Linked DNA regions of Homo sapiens: region 1 is linked to region 2. Evidence: read pairs that join two places in POLR2A ChIA-PET (ENCODE). Cell type or tissue: IMR-90. All regions are shown on one strand. Each heading gives the region's core, and the rest is flanking DNA. Links, peaks and the distances in the headings are about the cores only. Region 1 overlaps TANC2 (tetratricopeptide repeat, ankyrin repeat and coiled-coil containing 2). Region 2 overlaps TANC2 (tetratricopeptide repeat, ankyrin repeat and coiled-coil containing 2).

What was found. Peaks named below come from ENCODE experiments on the same cell type or tissue, not always from the same donor. Only the 100,000 strongest peaks of a DNase experiment are listed, where the experiment ranks them.
Region 1: POLR2A ChIA-PET joins it to region 2 with 8 read pairs; 3 of 35 experiments call an interaction of 5 or more read pairs at or near these places.

The regions. Positions count from the first base shown.
Region 1 is chr17:63,171,349-63,177,914 of GRCh38, reverse strand. All of the region lies in intron 5 of TANC2 (tetratricopeptide repeat, ankyrin repeat and coiled-coil containing 2), which reads right to left. Among named protein-coding and RNA genes, the nearest start is that of TANC2, 210 kb to the right of the region's middle. In IMR-90, for the core only: no CTCF peak of the experiment used is centred there; no DNase peak of the experiment used is centred there; H3K27ac peaks cover 83 bases.
Region 2 is chr17:63,276,855-63,283,420 of GRCh38, reverse strand. The region is part of intron 9 of TANC2 (tetratricopeptide repeat, ankyrin repeat and coiled-coil containing 2); the gene reads right to left. Among named protein-coding and RNA genes, the nearest start is that of CYB561, 170 kb to the left of the region's middle. In IMR-90, for the core only: no CTCF peak of the experiment used is centred there; a DNase peak (open chromatin) is centred at 3,410; H3K27ac peaks cover 360 bases.

The sequences.
Region 1 (6,566 bases), core at 1,364-5,363, 110 kb after region 2:
ACCTTGGGGTTATGTTTATTTATACTTCCCACAATAAAACTTTTTTGGATTTGTCCAAGTGACTTTATTTGGACAATGCGATCTTACGAGGAGAGGCTTGAAATGTGCCTGTACAGTTTAACTTGTGTTCTTGTGCTCTGGTGATACACCAGGAGAAGCTCCTGGCTGATACCCCTTCAGCCTGAACCCAGAAACAATCACAGATGATGAGCTCAACTTGAATGCTAGAGCCATCCAGCCAACCTACAGCACGAATCAGAGCCATTTCAACCAATACTTGCAAGCCCATGAGTTTTTTAAAGTGCTTATTTTTGGTTGCTGTAAGTTTTGGAGTGGTTTCTCATGTACCATTATTGTAGGCATTTAATTTTTAGGTATTTGACTCAAATACAACCATAACTTAATTAGCAGACTACGATAAAATTCTAGTGGCTTTTCTTACCATATATTTTCTGCTCAATCTAAGCATTCTCTTAGTCATTTTCCTACTCACTCACTACCATCTAGTTGCTATCTTATTCCAGATTCAATTCCATTTCCTATTCATCTACTGATCTTCTCTTTCTAAAACTATAATTGGCAAATAATAAACTATTACCTATATAACATATACAATTCAATAAATTTTGTGTTTTTTTTTTTTTTTTTTTGAGACAGAGTCTCACTCTGTCACCCAGGCTGGAGTACAATGGCACAGTCATGGCTCACTGCAACCTCCACCTCCTGGGTTCTAGCGATTCTCCCACCTCAGACTCTTGAGTAGCTGGGACTACAGGTGTGTGCCACCATGCCCAGCTAATTTTTTGTATTTTTAGTAGAGATGGGGTTTCACCATGTTGGCCAGACTGGTCTCAAACTCCTGACCTCAAGTGATCCGCCCACCTCGGCCTCCTAAAGTGCTGGGATTACAGGTGTGAGCCACCGTGCCCAGCCGCAATTCAGTAAATTTTGATAAATATATACATCTGGTAAAACTACCAAAATCAAGATACTGAACATTTTCATTACTCTCTGGAAGTCTGTATGTGTCCCTTTGCAGGCAAACTCACTCTCAACTCTAGTCCCAGGCAACCACTGATCTTTTTCCTGTTTTTTTTTTTTTTTTTTTTGAGATGGAGTCTTGCTCTGTCGCCCAGGCTGGAGTGCAGCTGCACGATCTCGGCTCACTGCAAGCTCCGCCTCCCGGGTTCAGGCCATTCTCCTGCCTCAGCCTCCTGAGTAGCTGGGACTACAGGTGCCCGCCACCACACCCGGCTAATTTTTTGTATTTTTTAGTAGAGACGGGGTTTCACTGTGTTAGCCACGATGGTCTCGATCTTCTGACCTTGTGATCCGTCCGCCTCAGCCTCCCAAAGTGCTGGGATTACAGGCGTAAGCCACCGCAACCGGCCTTTTTTCTGTTATTTTAGTTTCTATTTTCTATAATCTTACATAAGCTTATATAAGTAATTAAATAGGTTATATAAGGAATTAAACAGTATGTATTCTAGTCTGGTTTTTCATTCAGCCTGTTTTACAGATCGTCATGTTGTTGAGTATGTTAATAGTTTGCTCCTTTTCATAGCTGAGCAGTATTCCTTTGTATGGATACCACATTTTGTTGTTTCCCTGCTGATAAACATTGTATTGTTTCCAGTTTTTGGCTGATATGTATAAAAGTGCTATAAATGTCCATGTAAAGTCTTTAAGTGGACATATATTTTAATTTCTCTTTGGAAAACACATAGGTGTGTAATGGCTGAGTTATAAAGTTTATAATTTTAGCTTCATAAGAAATTGCCAGTTTCCAAAGTGACTGGTGACTTTATACTCTCCCAGGCTGTGCATGAGAGTTCCTGTTCCTCCATATTCTCGCCAACACTTGGCAGTGAGAGCCTTTTTAATTTTAGTTATACTAATAAATACACAGTGGTATCTCATTCTGGTTTTAATTTGCAGTTCTCCTGATAATGGTGTTGAACATCTTTTCACGTGTTTAGTGACCACTCTTACATCTTCTTTTGTGAACAACTGTTCAAATATTTCATCCATTTTAAAACTTCAGTTGTCATAATAAAATGGTGGTTGTTTCAAGCCAAAAAAAATTCAGTTGTCTTCTTGTTAATTAGTAGTAAGGGTTTATTTATTTTGGATCAAGGGTGTCAGGTATATGTACACTGATATTTTCTCCTATTTTATGGCTCCACTTTCCATTTTCTAAACACTGTATTTTGAAGAACAAAACTTTTAAATTTAGGTAAAGTCCAATTTTGCACATTTTTCTTTTATGACTCACATTTCTCATGTCCTATCCAAGAAATCTTTGCTTGCCCCAAGGTTGCAAAGATTCAGTCCTAGCTCTTACATTTAGGTCTAAATCTTTTTTTTTTTTTTTTTTTTTTGGCGGGGGAGACAGGGTCTCACTCCGTCGCCCAGGTAAGAGTGCAGTGGCACCAACATAGCTCACTGCAGCCTCAAACTACTGGGCTCCAGCAATCCTCTTGCCTTAGCCTCTTGAATAGCTGAGACTACAGGCACACAGCACTGCACCTGGCTAATTCTTAAATTTTTTCTAGAGACCGGATCTTGCTAGGTTGCCAGGGCTGGTCACAAACTCCTAGGTTTAAGCAATCCTTCAGCCTCAGCTAAATCTTAACTTTTGTGTATGGTATGAGGTAAGGGTCAATGTCCATTTCTCCACTTAATTTCCCTAACATTTTTATTTAAAAATAAGTCCTTTAACTTTATTATTCTTTTGTAAAATTGCTTTAAACTTCGTTATCCTTTTGAAAAATTGCTTTGGGTATTCTAGGTCATTTGCATGTTCGTATTAGTTTGCAAATGTCTACAAATAGTTTTTTTCTTTGGATTATGTTCACTCAATTTGGGGAAATTGCTATTTTACCAATATTGGATCTTATAATCCATAAACATGAGAAATCTGTTGGTTGTCTTTAATTGGTCTTAACAATGTTTATTTATAATTTTTAGTGTACAAGTCTTGATCAAATTTTGCTAAATTTATCTCTGATAATTTTATGATATTGGATGCTGTTGTAAATTAAATTGTTTTTGGATTTAATTTTCCAATGGTTCTTTGCTAGAATATAGCAATACCATTCATTTTTATATAGTGACCTCACTGACCTTCTCTTCTGAACACATTTATATATGTAATTACATTTATATAAATGCAATTATAGAAATCTATATTACAGGTATTTGTGTTTATATATTGCTCTGCTAACATACAAACATATTTATGTAATGTAAAAGTAGTTAGAGTAGGAGAGGGGAATCTCCGCATTTACTCTGGAATACTGACATATCAAAGCAGGTTACCAGGGGCTTTATTTACACCAAATTTGGTAGAAATAATGATGATATGCTAAGGAATTAATTAGCTCTAGCATCAGGTTTCTTAAACCAGAAACGGAGATGGACAAAGATTACATTCTCAATTCTTCAAGCATGTCCCTAAATGTATACAGAAACTTTCTTTAATGTTCGTAGGAGCAACAATTTGGGGGGGCAACACTTTGAAACTTTGTGTTTTCCAACTTAATTCCAGGAAACAGATTTCAAGTTTCTCCAAGTGGGGATAAAGGTAGGTGGAGTGGAGGTAGTATAAGGCTGTAAGAAAATGAGGGTAACAAAAGAGCTGTAAAACTAGAAGTACTGTAAAGAATTGAAAGAGTATACCAGAAAAGGGCTTTACCTCACCCTGCATAGCTTTACTGCCAAGAGATGACTAAGTCAAATCAATTAATGTGGAAAATTATGCATCACTAAGACATTAATAGATGCCAAAGTCATGTCAAAAATCTGCCTTCGTCACTGGCAGTGACAGCATGGCAGCTGTCATGAAGTTCATAAGGTACCAACAAAAGAGAATGGCACAAGTGGCTGTAGGGGAGGATGCTAAGGTGAAGGTGTTAACAACCCAGGCCAGTAAAAGAAAGAACTTGTAGAGTGGAATTATAGTAGCTATTGTTCCAGGTGAAATAGTGTTCTTGTCATTTTTACTACCATCGGTGCTATGCTATTGTTCTCATAAAGCATAAGGAAGCCAGTTACATCACTTAATTTTTTTATATGAATAAGTCTGATTATTATTAAAAAATTTATTTTGTGTATGTATGTTCAAGCATGGAAGTCATACATATTCTTAGAACAGTGTAATTATGTGAAAAGGGCATGAAGTGAAGATCACCCCAATATTAACAGGAAAAGCCTGTTTATTCAGCACTTGCTACAGCAGGGGAGTCAGCCACAATCACCTGCATTTGGCAGAGACCCAAAGGCAGGCACAGGAATGGGAAAGTTTTATAATAGAAAAAAGGAAAGGCTTCAGATATGCGCTAACTGGAAGCACCTGGCTTGGAGAAGCTACAGGCAGGTTAACTAGAAACAGGGCATACCATGAGATTGATTAGGGGTGCATATTTGGCTTTCTCCAGTTGGTCTTAAGTTGGAAGCAAGGGCAAAAATTAGAGAGGTCATCAGTTAATAATCAAGCCCTGGCCATTTTGTCCTGATTGTTACAAGGGTTACTGTTATCTTCTTGGACTGTCTGCTAGAGACAGTGGTCTGACTTGTAGATAGCAGGTTGGTTTCTTGGGTTGGTTGCTGCAGACCAGAGGACAGAGTTCTATTTTTATATATGGTCACTGTCTGTCTACACACTCAGTCTCTCAAAGGATAGTGTTAAGATAAACTTCATGTATTTCTCTTTTTTCCTTGATTTTTGAGGATAAATGTGTTATATTTTGCTAACAGATATTTTCCTGAAATTCTCTTTGTTTTATAGACAATTATGTTATCTAATTACATTTATTCCCTTTCCCTCACACTGATTGATCTTAGGTGGTGGATATGGCAGAATTCTGATCCAGTAAAGTTTTACGCACCTTCCTTCTGATATGCCATTCGCATTTACCTTGTATGTAGCCTCCCTTCCATGGAAGAAGATAATTTAGCAGAAATTTAAAACAATGAAAAATCAAAAACCACTAAAAGATATACCACTCCCTACCCTCCTAACCCCCAAGGTAGTGAAATTAGATTATAAACACAGATTAAGAAGTCATAGTTGTAGTTGTTCAGGCTTATAAGCCTTTTTGCAGTAAATTAGAAAGTCTAAAGAGAAATTCTTAGTAGAGAGAACATATGTTATTTATATATATTTATAACATACTAAGTTTCTTCTTTTTCCCTTCCTCTGAGTTCTTAGGTTCATTTCACTCATTCAGCACACATTTAGTGAACACCTACTATGTTTCAGTGACTACATCACTATGGATACAGTAGCAGGCATAAAGGAGATGATGTATTAAATTATTTAAATGGGTGATTTTCATAATTTTAGTGTTTATTTTTCTTGTTTGGATGTTTGAGAAGAAATGACTGAGGGACTGCAGTTATTAAAAGTTTTCATTAGAAAAATGCTGTGATGGCCGGGGGCGGTGGCTCACACCTGTAATCCCAGTACCTTGGAAGGCTGAGGTGGGTGGATCACCTGAGGTCAGGAGTTCAAAACCAGCCTGGCCAACATGGTGAAACCCTGTCTACTAAAAATACAAAAAAATTAGCTGGGAATGGTGGCGGGCGCCTGTAATCCCAGCTACTCAGGAGGCTGAGGCAGGAGAATCGCTTGAACCTGAGAGGCGGGGGTTGAGAATGTGTCATTGCACTCCAGCCTGAGCAACAAGAGTGAAACTCCATCTAAAAAAAAAAAAAAAAGAAAAGAAAAGAAAGAAAAAGAAAAATGCTGTGATGACTCAGCTGTAGTTTAATTCTTTCTTCTCTCCAGGGCAACCAGCATATAATCAGTGTCATTATAAAAAATGTTACTTGGTTAGGGACGAGATAAGGCAGTTATTGTACTGGATAATTCACTGTATAGAATAAATTTTAACCAAGAAAATAAAATATCATTGCTCTGGTAAGGAACCAGAAAACAGCATCCATATTTTATGCCCTTCATTGTAATGGAAGTTTTACTTCTACACAAATGAATTCTAACCAATGCTCTTTCACTTTAAGACATGTAAAAGAAACTATGTAAAACAAATAATACCTTTAGATTTTAAGGGCAGCTTTCTGTTCCACAGTACCAAAGAGGATTTACAGGGATTAACAGAAGAGTAAGTCTTTAATATGTAGATATAGTAGGCATCTTGTGTTATAATACAAAAATGTATTATGTGCCTTTTGATACTCAGTTTTAATAAAACATTAATCATCAGATAACATTCATCAGATAACAACATTCCTTTCAAAATTGGTTTGCAACAGAGCCAAGAAACAGAAATCTAGACTGTATTTTAAAGCTTGTGGCTCATAATCCTCTTCAAACCCTTAAAGAAATTCTCCAGTTGTTTTGCATGATAGCTCTTATTCTCTATTAAAATTTTTTTTCTGGCAGCAATATAAACATCAGCTTCACCTACTCAGAATTATAATGTAACTATTGTGACTACTGTAGAAGGTAATATAAAAGCAGAAAATAATAATGCTGAGCATACTTCAATGATCTAAGAAATAGATTTGGGGCTGGGTGCGGTGGCTCATGCCTATAATCCCAG
Region 2 (6,566 bases), core at 936-4,935:
AATAACTCTAAAAAAGAAGACTGGAGTGTTGACATGATTTCAAGATTTACTATAAAGCTACAGTAATAAAGTATGTTATTAGTATCAATACAGAATATTATTAGATAAGTGAAACAGAAGTCCAGAAATAGAACTATATATCTATGGATGAATAATTTTTAACAAAGGTACAAAAGGAATCCAGTAGATGAATAGTCTTTACAACAAATGGTGCGGGAACAACTAGGTATCCGTATCTTCCCCTCCAAAAAGAAGAAACCGAAAAGAAAAAGAATGTTGACACATATCTTGCATCATATACAAAAATTTACTCAAAATCAATCAGATACCTAAATGTAAAACATAAAACTACAAAATTTCTAGGAGAAAATATTTGTGTCCTTTCATTTGTCAGAGAAATCTTAAACACGACACTAAAAGGCCAGTCCTCTAAGACATAAATTCACAAGTTGGACATCTAAAAACTTCTGTCTTCAAAAGACACTGTTAAGAGAATGAAAAGAGAAGTCATAAACGAGGAAAAAATATTTGTAAATCAAGTATCTGTTAAAGGACGTGCATCCAAACTAGATAAAAAAAGTTTCACAACTTAAAGAGGATGTTCAGATAGCAAATAGGCGCACAGGAAGATTTTCAATATCAGTTACTAGTAAATCCAAATTAAAGGCGCAGTGAGACATCACTACATAGTAGTAGAATATCAAAAGTTTAAAAGATTGACCACGCTGTGTACCAACAAGAATGGGGAGGAACTGAAACTCTCATACATGGATAGTGAGAACGAAAATGATACAACCACTTTGAATATCATTTTGCAGTTTCTTAAAAAGTTAAACATATACCTGTCAGATGATCTAGCCACCTACTCTTAAATATTTGATAGAATTCAATGGTGAAACCACTTGATCATGAAGTTTTATTTGGTGGATGGTTTCTGATAGCAGGTTCAATTTCTCAAAGGAAATAGAGACCCTGAGATATTTTATTTCACCTTGTGTTAGTTTTGGTAAGTTGTGCTTTTCAAGAAATTTGTTATTTTCATCTAAGTTGTTGCAGTTACTGGCATATATAATATCTCTTTATATTTTCTTATTATCCTTTCTATGTCTGTAGAATGTGTAGTGATATCTCCTCTTTCATTCCTGATATTAGTAATTTGTGTTTTCTCCCATTTTTCTTAAGCAATATTAAGATTCATAAATTTTATTTATGGGGTTCATAAATTTTATTTTTTCAAATAACGAATTCTGGCTTTGTTCATTATTGCTAATGTTTGTCTATTTCTTACTCCACTGATTTCTGCTCTTATCTTTATTATAATATTTCCTTCCTTTTTACTACATTGGGTGTATTAATTTCTTAGGGCTGCCATAACAAGTTACCACTAACTTTGTGGCTTAAAACAACCAAATTTTATTTTCTCACAGTTCTGGAGGCTAGAAGTCCAAAATCAAGGTGTCCCTAGGGCCATGCTCCCTCTGAGGCTCAAGAAAGTTTTTCCCTCTTCCTAGTTTTCGGTAGCTCCTATAAATCCATGGTGTTCTTTGGCTTATACAGCTCTATCACTCCAACTTCTGCCTCCAAATTCACATGGCCCCCTTCCTTGTGTACTTCTGTGTGACTTCTCTTCTTTTTAAAAAATACCGTCATTGGATTTAGGGCTCACCCTAATTTAGCGTGATCTCATTTTAATTTAATTACACCTGCAAGGTCTTAGTTCCAAAAAGGTCACGTTCTTAGATTCTGGGTGGACCTGAATTTTTGGGATACATTATTCAATTACACTGGGTTTAACAGATACATTTTAGAACCTCTGGATTCTGTTATGTTCCTCTCAAGTATGCTGATTTTTGTTCAAGTATGCTGATTTTTGTTCAAGTTAACTTAGCCGGATTCAAATTCTCTTCGGTTATAATAAGCAGCTGAAAAGTTCTTTCAGCTTCTGGGTGTTTCTTTATTTGCAGAGCTTATTAGGATTTCTTCTATACATATATGGTTCAGTAGTCAGCCAAGGATCTGGGGCAAGGCTTACACACACATTTTGGGACCTACCGCCTCTGCAGCTCCCTTTCTTTTAGAAATTCCTTGCTAACTTTCCAGTATTCTGCCAGCTTTGGGATTCTGTCCTTTGATACTTCAAGTAAGTAAAGCTGTGGCTTTCTGCCACCTGAAGCCATCCACAGATTGGAAAGAGTCCTTAAGCAAAATGCTACAAACTTGAAAATACAAGTTTGTCCTTATATTCCAAATATAAGTTTTGGTCCCTATATTTCAAATGTAAACTCACTTCCCACTTCCATCTGCTTTCTGCCACTCTCCAGTGCCTTCAAATAGTTATTTTTTGTATTTTGTTCATAATTCTTAATTGTTATCCATGGAAGGCTTAGTCCAAAAAGGCAATTCTTCCACTAACAAAAGCTGGAATTCAGACATGTTTTTATTATGGCTTTAAAATGCTTTAGCAAAGTGCGCATTCATTTGTCAGGCCAGAGGTGCCAGATGATGATTTTACCTCATTAACTCTGAGAGGAATATTTTTAGCTTAAAAATTCTCAGCAAGTAGTTCTTACAGTACAGCCAGTATAGCTACCTATTTATAGGTAGGTGTTAGCCAAAGTAAAAAAGACCTACTGAAGTTCCAGAAGCATTCAGCAGAGCAACCTGTCCCTATAGATCAGTATTACATAAAATCTACCTAGCAATTTTTCTAACCCTATCAGATTTCTGCTAATAAACAGAATCAGACAAAGAAGTAACAGATGTATTTAAACAAGTCATTTTTAGTGGAAAGAAAAAAGGGAGAAAGCAAGAACAAAAGTGACTAAGCTAGGAGACAGATATTTTCATCATATCTTAGTAATTAATTACTACAAAGGATGGTGGGAAGGACTCTTAAAAAAGCAACTCTTTTAAAAAGAGGAGGGAAAGGATCAACCTTCACTATTAGCAGACATCCTCAATAATTAAGAAGATATGATATTTACTTGGCAGCCTACAGTCTATTCTATATAGAGAGTAGGTCAATACCTAAACTGAATTAAAAAAAAACTAGGTTTTACTTTTTTACCCAACAATTAAAAAACATATCTGGGGTTTAGTTTTAACTATTTAGACTGAAAAGTACATTTCATCCTGAGATTTGGCAAATCTGTGAAATTCGAGAGTGTAACAGAATCGTGGAGAGGGTAAGAGAGAAATGAACTAAGTTAGATCTGGATTCTAGTTCATGGTTTATTATTCTATTACCCTGGGCAAGTGGAATTAACTGCTTTTGGAGGCAGTTTCATTAAATGTGAAACAAAGGACTTGGATGAAATCTTTAAGATTCTTTCTTAGTGCTAAAAAAAGCTTTACGTGAATCAGATTTTAAACATATGAGAATTGAGTGATACTGACTATGAACTAACCATGACTCAAATGTTATTTCCCTTGTTCCTTCACAGAATCCCTTTGCCACTTCATTTCTCCCCACTTCCCCATAATCTTTCGTAAAAAACAGGGTCAATGAAGTCAGGCATGTCTCTGAAAAGAACTCTCTAGAGCTGATGATTCTCAATCTAAGACCTTTCTAGAATTTGATCTAAAACTTTTATCTCACTCATAAGACATAGGGGAATAAAAGTTAAAAATGGGTGGGGGGGACTCCTTGGGAACAATCAGTTTATTTTTGAAAACACTATGTTCCTTGTTGAGGTGTCCTTTCTGTACAGTGCTCACCAGTGAGGATTGCTGCACCTAGTCTAAGACTTTCAGTCCTTTGAAAACATTATGTGATATGACAGGTGCTATATAAAAGCATGGGGTTTCAGGAGTTTAGTATTTCCTAGCAAGGCTTAGAGCTTTTTCCTTTTACTAGATCAGCTACACTCTCTATATATCTTAATTTACCTCTCCTTTGGGTCACAATCCTCTGTTTCTAATTTATAGCCCCTAAGATCATTTAACCACAGGTATTATATCAGGGTAGGTTATATGCTCAGACATAACAACTCTGTGACCTTTTGCAAATTACTTAACTCCTCTCTCCATCTTGATTTCTTACTCTGTAAAAGGGGATACATATACCTCATGGGGCTGTCATGATAATGTAGTTATTAGCATGAAACCTGGTACATAGTAAATGCTCAGTAAATGCTAGTGATGGTCATGCTTTCATCCTGTCTTCCCATTCTTGATGACGAACTCTGCTCAAGTCTTTTCACTTTACACATTTCTCAATCACTTTCAGGAGTCTTGGCAGCATCATGGACTTCCCCTCACCTTCACGTTTCAGTGCCATCTGTTGCCTACTCCTGATGTTTGTTCTTCCATAGGGGGAGAGGCTAATTAAAGCACAAAGCTACCCTCTTAAATTTTTAAGTGAATAGTACAGCATGGCTAACTATAAGCACAATGTTGTACAGCAGACCTCTAGAACTTTTTCATCTTTCATGATTGATACTTTATACCCATTGAACAGGAACTCCCCATTTCCTCTTTCCCCCAGCTCCTGGCAACCACTATTCTACTTTCTATTCTGATGGTTACTTTAGATGCCTCATGTAAGTGGAATCATGTCATATTTGTCCTTTTGTGACTGGCTTACTTCATTTAGCAGAATGTTCTCAAGTTTCATTCATATTGTAGCATATTACAGGATCTCTTTTCCATTGATATATAGACCACATTTTCTTGATCCATTCATCCTTTAACATTTAGGTAGTTTCTGTCTCTTGGCAATTGTGAATAATGCTGCAATAAACATAGGAGTGAAAATATCTCTGAGACCCTGATTTCAGTTCTTTTGGAAAAATACCCAGAAGTGGGATTGCTGGATCATATGGCAGTTCTATTTTAAATATCTGATGAACCTCCATACTGTTTTCCATAGCAACTGCACCATTTTACATTCCCACCAACAGTGTATGGGGTTCCAATTTCTCTACATCCTCACCAACACTTGTTATTCTTTCTTTTTTTTTTAAATAATGGCCATGTTAACAGGTGTGAGGTACTATCTCATTATGGTTTTGATTTGCATTTCCCTGACAATAAGTGATATTGAGCATTTTTTCATATACCTATTGGCTATTTGTATGTCTTCTTTGAAGAAATGTCTATGTAAGTCCTTTGTCCATTTTTAAACATTGTTTTGTTGCTACTGAGTTGTAGGAGTTTCTTATATATTCTGGATATTAACTCCTATCAGATACATGGTTTGAAAATATTTTCTCCTATTCCATAGATTGCCTTGTTACTCTGTTGCTTCTCCTTATCCTTCTCCTTAAGACAGGTCCTCATTCTGTCAGCCATGCTGGAGTGTGGTGACACAATCATAGCTCACTGAAGCTGCAGCCTTGGACTCAAGTGATCCTCCTGAGTAGTTGGGACTACAGGCGTGTACCACCGTGCATGGCTAATTTTTAAAGTTTTTGTAAAGACAGGTCTCACTATGTTGCCCAGGCTGGTCTCGAATTCCTAGCCTCAAGTGATCCTCCTGCCTCAGCCTCCCAAAATGATGGGAATACAGGCACGATCCACTGTACCCGGCCTGTTACCTCTTTTTAAGTACTAAAAATACTGATGCCAAATACTGATGACTCATCTGGCATAGAAATAATTTTAGTCTTTGTTTTTTTTTTTGCTGAATTAATAAAATTCATTAAGCATTGTGTTGGCATGTTCTTATACATTATCTTACTATCTCTGTTCCTTTAGTTCTTTTCCATTACATGTTCCATTTCATTGTCCATCTGGCAGTGTCTATTCTTTAAATTTTTTTTTTTTAGCTTTTCTTAAGTATCAATGAGTTAATTTTAAAGGTAATAAACTGTAACTTGTTTTCTTCAAAACTGCTTTTAAATGTTGCTAATTTCTATTCCTGCACACTAACTGAACAAGGATGCTGGCAATGATAACTTAAGACAGAGAAATGACATGATTCTGAGCTGCATTTTAGAAAGATTACTTTGGCAGCCAGGCATTATACTGATTAGATGACAGAAAGACCAGAGAAGCAGAAAAGATAACTGATGGGTCTTCGGCTTAATACCGGGGTGACGAAATAATCTGTACAACAAACCCCCGTGACACAAGTTTACTTATGTAATGAACCTTCACACGCACCCCGGAACCTAAAATAAAAGTTAAAAAAAAAAAAAAAGAAGAAGATGGAAAGACCAGAGGAGGGAGGCAAGCTAATTAGCAATATTGAGAATGGAGAATATGGAAAGAATGTGAGAAACTCTGTGAGAGCTGAACCCTCAGGGTCTGGTCCTGACTGCATATAGGAGATAATGTAGATGGTGCTTCAATGCTGACTCCAAGATTTAAAGCTCAAGTGAGAGGAAAACTGAAGTACTATTTAGGAAGAGAGGAGTCGAAGCTGGTTTGGGTGAATGAATCAAGTATCCTCTCTGACCACAGCTCCTGCTGAAATATTCAACAGTCTTTGCCATCTCCAATACCGCAGAGTACAGAGTATCTACCATAAGCCAATGTACTGCTATTACTGTATTACCGATTGCTTTTTATATTAAGTTGTCTATGACATAGTTTCCTTATTACCACTACTTAAAGAGTTGTGA